2 separate regions of the Homo sapiens genome follow, and region 2 is linked to region 1. The links are chromatin loops, found by intact Hi-C in ENCODE. Cell type or tissue: OCI-LY7. All regions are shown on one strand. Links, peaks and the distances in the headings refer to the core of each region. The heading gives the core; the rest is flanking DNA.

Region 1 (2,804 bases), core at 162-2,661:
CTCGGGCTAAGCTGGCCAGGGCGTCTCCAGGCAGTGAAACAGAGGCGGGGTCGGCGGGCGATTAGCGGCCGAGGCACGCTCCTCTTGGGGCGGGCTGGGCGCCCCTCGCTGGGGTGGGACGGGGAGGCGGGGCGCGAGCGCGAAAGTGTGAGCCGCCCAGTGAGTTGCGGAAACCTGGAGGGTACTTGGAGTTTGGGTTCGCATCCCCTCTCCAGCTGCTTAGTGGTCGCGTGACTTTGGACGAGTAATTTAACTTCCCTGAGCATTGCTTTCCCCACCTGTAAGATGAGACAAAAGTTTACCCTGTGGAGGATGATCAGATATAATGTTTGTGGAACACTAAATGTGCAGCATCCGCTGAACAGGGTGAAAATCATTTTCAAATAGACTGGAGAGTGGCCATGCCAGAGGCACAGGGCGCAGGGCAAGGATAAGTGTCGCTGCTCCGTTCAGGCTGATGAAGAAACGGGAAAGAATCTGACCTTCATCTGGGGAGTGCGAAGAGGAGAGTGGAAAAGAGGATCGGGTGATTTCCCAGGTTGCCTTGAGTCTTGGTCTCACCCTTCCCTTCTTTCCCTTCCCTTCTCCACCCTCCTCCGCACCTCTGCCCACAAGTCACCTCAAGATTCTTAATAAGAATTAATAATATGAGAATTTATATAAATAATAATATGAGAATATAATTATTAATATGAGAATTTCCTTTTCTTTGGCGTTCCTGAAACCTTGCCTGCCCCATGCCCGGAGAAATCCGTTGCACACCGTCTCTTGGAGCCCTGCTTGCAGCCTCTGTGGCCCTCTTCAGGGTGAGCCAGCCAGGGGATCCAGCTCCCCTGGCCCGAGAGAGAGCTGGCCCCTGGAGGGCAGCAGGTGACAGTGGAACCCCTTTCCTCCAAACCCCCTCCCGCCTTCGGTGTCTTAAACTCGCCTATTCCAGCAGGTCTTCCCTCTGCATGTCAGGAGTTACTTTTCTCTTGTCACCTACACTCACCCAGGAGCCACAGGGGCCCAGACATCACCCAACTTTGTACTTGGAGGATAAATAGTAAGGAACAGCACTCGATTATAGGATGAGGGTATTAAAAACAAAATGAGCAGCTTTCAGCAAAGTGCCTGCCCCCCACCTGATATCCAAGTGGTAGCCTCAGGCCGGATGCCTGGCCTGCTGCCATGGGAGCCTAGCTGACTCTTTGGGTTGGGGGGGGATTGGCCCCTTTGAGAAAGGGGGCTGTGTAGTGGCAGTTCCCACCTCGACTCACTGACCAGCGCTTGCCTTCTGGCTCAGGGGACTCTGCCCAGCTGTCCCCTTCCCCGACTGCACCCTGCAGGTACCCCTGATCTCAGTGGAAGGCTAGGACACAGTCATATATAAGGGCTCGAGATTTATTAGAAGTCACAGAAAGTGGCTTCGACCAGCTCACTCAGGAAAGGGCAGTTGTTGGATGGATACGGGGGCTTCTCAAGAACTCAAGGGCTTCGAGGACTTGTGTAAACCAGCAGGAGCCCAAGGGTCCTCTCTCTGCCCCCCACCTCTGTTTCTCTCCCTGTGTCAGCTTCCTTTCTTTGGACTGCCACAACAAAATTCCACAAACTAGGGGGTTTAAGGCAACAGAAGTTCATTCTCTTACAGTTCAAGAGGCCAGAAGTCTGTAAGCAAGTTTTTGGCAGGGATGGCTCCTTTTCGGAGGCTCTGAGAGAAAATCTGTGACATGCCTCTCTTGCAGCTTCTAGTGGTGGCTCCTGGCCATCTTGGCCATTCATTGATTGGCAGCTGTGTCACTCCAATCTCTGCCTCCTTTCTTCATGCGGCCTTCCTCTCTGTGTCTTCTCCTTCTCTGTCTCTTGTAAGGACACTTGTCATTTGATTTAGGGCCCAGCTAATCCAGGATGATTTAATCTTGCAACCCTTGCCTTCATTATATCTGCAAAGATGCTTATTCCAAATAAGGTCCCATTCTGAGATTCTGGGTGGACATATCTTATGGAGGCCCACTATTTCAACCCACTACAACAAATGGTTTTCCAAATTCCTGAATGAGAGAATTGGTTTGGCCAGTGTCACTTTTTTGGCTGACAGGTACGTGAAGAGCTTTCCTGTTGAGAAATTTGAATGCATGAGAACCCCTTCCCCATTCCTAGCAATTAGGGTGTGGCCAAAAGATTTTAGTACAGGCAGTTAGCTGCCCCATTTGCAATTTAGGCTCAGAGCTGGTGACAGTCTAGAGTTCACTTGTGTCATGGCAACAACCCGGGAGAGCCAGTGACCAGTGGTGGAAGAGGTGGCCAGGAACCAGTGGACATCCTGTCTGAACTCTTCCCAGGGCCAGCCCTTGTTCCATCTGTTTTTTGAGCCTGGTTCTCCAGCCTTCCCACTGATTGCATGAGCCCTCCCATAGCGGGCCTTTCGTTAGTGGGGCTTTTCTGCTTCAGATAGCCAGGATTAGTGTCTGCGGTTTCATAAATAAAACACCAAGTTAAATCCTCAGGTTGCTGAAGCATAGAGAATTATCCTTGTATTATTTTGAAGTAATCCATTGGCTATGTTGATTGCCTGTGCTGGGCCAGGCACTGTGCTGGACACTGGGGTGACAGGGGTGATAAACTTGGCTGATGGGTATCATGGGCTCTGAGTCTTGCAAGCCAGGGTTCAGTGCCAGCAGAACCTTTGGAAATTATTCATCTATCCACTGCACCTCATACATGGGAAACTGAGGTGGGAGATGGGGAGGTCTTTTTTCCAGGTTACCCCAGGGATCGCTGGTGGTCAAACTAGGCCAGACTCAAGAGTCCTTTCAGGCCCTACT
Region 2 (2,804 bases), core at 13-2,512, 60 kb before region 1:
CAAGAAGGGGTCGCCAGAACGTGGGCTTTCTTTCACCTTCTTTGGGGGAGCGGCCATCTCCCCGTCAGATGGCCAAGGACCAGCCCGGAGGGGAACAAAGCCAGGAGGGTAATTTAAAGGTACCCTTGTCTTACCCCCTCCAGGGGTAGCCCCTACTATTGTACTGAGCTCCCCACCCCGTTTTCTACCAGGATCCATCAATCATAAATATGCACGAATAACTGAGGCCCAAATCCTTTCCCATTTCTTCAGTGGGGCTCCCCAGCACTCGGGACAAGAAGGAAATTTGGAGGCAGGAACTCAGAGGAATCGGGCAGAACTCACGTTTCCAACTGTGCAAGACAACTCCCTGGAACTCACAGCAGCCATCATAATTATCGCTTGCAGAAGGGGTCTTATCACATAACAGCTTTCTCACTCCTCAGGGGGCAGGGGGTGGGGCCCAGTCTCAACCGCAGGGACTTGTGTCTTCATTCATTATTTCCCAAACAAGTCAGTAGAAAATTGAGGTTTCTGAGCAATTTGCAGATTAATAACCACTGGAGATGTGGGTCCATATAACCTCACCGAGCGAAAAAGTGAGACCCTCCCCTCTCTCCTTCTCTTGAATAAGGACCTACAGTAGATATCTTGAGAAGCAAAAAAAGAGAAAAGCAGAAACGTAAGTAACCTTTCCTTTCCAGCATAGCAACTCTACTTGCAGCCCCACCGCCCAGCAACTCCTGGATTAATCTTTCTTTCTTTCTTTTCTTTTTTCCTTTTTCTACTCAATGGATTGTGGTCAAGGCCATTGTAACGTGAGCAGTGCCTCGGAGGGGATTGGCCGAGGGGGCTGTGAGGGGCCCCTTTCACAGAGGGCTAATTGCGTTTCAGACCACCAGTATTCGGGAGCTACAGATGTCTTCCTTCATTTGCCTAGGCAGTACAATTGGACCCATCTGTTGCATTTATTCCGCTGGCTCCCCTGCCCGCCCCCTGCCCACCCCCCCACCGCCTTGCCCCCGTACCCTCCCTTCCCTTGTCTGCTAAGCCTAAATTGAAAACTCATCAAAATGTAATCCAAGAGCAGTTTGGCTGCCGAGCTGCTGAGAAGGGGCTCGGTGGGAATAAAGGCCCCCCGCCACTTTTACACACGGGCCAGAGCCCGGGGAGCCGGGTCACAGGCAGCCTTAGGGGGGAAAGTGAGAAGTTAGCCGGCAGATGGGCTGCTCCACGCGGCCCTATAACCTGATGCCTCCGAAGAGGGGCCCTAGCAACGAGCTGGCCTAGTCTGGAGGACGCCGCTGCCCTGGAGGTGGCGACCCCACCTCGAAGGCCTCGCCCCTGGCCCGAGATTTCAAACAGGGCTGGGGCCAGGGCTCATCACTCTCTGACCCCCATCTGCCCTCTCTAGCTCAAAGGGATTTCCAAGGCAGAGAGGGCAGGGACGGCTTGGCCTTGCAAGGGTTGGGGAATATGGCACTCGGGAAGGCCGTCTGCCTGGCCTGGGGTGCCCCCCTCCTGCACTGCCCAGGCCTGCCCTCTGTCCACTCCTCCCTGGCTGCTGCCTCACTGCAGGCTCACACCCTTTCCTGCACCTCCTCCCCTTTCTCCCATGCAGGCCATGAACTCTAGAAGGTAGGGTAGTGCTGCTGGCACCTTTGCGTTGCCCCACACTCTGAGTCTGGTTGTGGGGCTGGCTTTGGGGCTCTGCTCTTGCCATCAATACAAGCCCTGGCTGCAGTCTCTTTTGGGGGCCCCTTTCTGACACCTGCCCCAGTGTGGGCCTGGAATGGGCCTGTCAACGCCCAGAAGAGCAGATGGCTGCACCTTCCTACTTGTCTGCAGATGACTTCTGGGAAAGGGCAGGCTTCCAGCGATCATGATGTTTTAGGATCAATAGGCTTGAAGGAACAGCTATGGTTAAGATTTCATTGAATTGGGTGCCTGTGAGGGCTTTAACACCTCCTTGTTGCTGAAATGTTGTGAATGTGGGTTTTTTTGTTTTTTGGGTTTTTTTTACTTCTTTTTACTGAAATCTACAGTTAAAAAAATTCATAGCAGCTCAATATAAACACACACACACACACACAAAATGAAAGCAAAAGATGCATTAACTAATACTTCCTCTCACTCTATGCGATGTCTTCTGATATTTTCTATTCTGATATTCCATTTCATTTCATTCAATTGTTTAAAATGCTGATCATCTTGATCTGCGAAATTGCTTTCACAATCTACAGAAACAGCCGTTCTCAACACCCACAGGCATCAGAACCCAACCTTGAAATGCATAAAAGAGCAGGCTCCTGGGCTATCTCAGAAAGTTGGGATAAGTGGTGGCGGGGTGAGGCACAGAAAAAGGCATTTGTGACAGTCCTCTCCACCCCTTTAGGGGATTCTGTTGCACTTTGAGAAACGCTGCTGCTTCCAATGTGCTCGGTGGTCTCAAGCCCATAGTCTGAGCTGGAAACAACAATAGGTTGACCATGGTGGTCAGCTCAAGGTGGGGCGTTCCCAGGTCGCCTCCTCCCCTCTACCTCCCCACCATCCTTAATTAAATCCTCACCCAGTGAGAGTGTGGATGTCAGGCCTGGCTTGGCTGGCTTTTAATTGAAGTGTTAATTTGCTGCTGCAGAGAGTAAGGGCTCTGCAGTTCTGGAGGCTTCATTTGCTGCCATCCTAAGCTGATTAGCTTTGTGGGGGTGGCTGGTGGTGGTGGGGGGAGTGGTACAAGCCACCAGCAGGGGAGCTAGCTGGGCCAGAATCAGGCCTTGGAGCTGCCTTTGCGGACAGAGGGCGGGCCAGGGCCAAAACCTTCTGCA

What was found. A loop is a pair of places that touch in the nucleus more often than their neighbours do. Peaks named below come from ENCODE experiments on the same cell type or tissue, not always from the same donor. Only the 100,000 strongest peaks of a DNase experiment are listed, where the experiment ranks them.
Region 2: a loop joins it to region 1, with 3 times the contacts of the local background. A loop is called at or near these places in 11 of 110 quality-filtered maps.

The regions. Positions count from the first base shown.
Region 1 is chr5:135,536,207-135,539,010 of GRCh38, forward strand. No RefSeq gene overlaps it. Among named protein-coding and RNA genes, the nearest start is that of NEUROG1, 1.6 kb to the left of the region's middle. RefSeq lists an enhancer at 1-260. In OCI-LY7, for the core only: no CTCF peak of the experiment used is centred there; no DNase peak of the experiment used is centred there.
Region 2 is chr5:135,476,445-135,479,248 of GRCh38, forward strand. No RefSeq gene overlaps it. Among named protein-coding and RNA genes, the nearest start is that of TIFAB, 25 kb to the left of the region's middle. In OCI-LY7, for the core only: no CTCF peak of the experiment used is centred there; no DNase peak of the experiment used is centred there.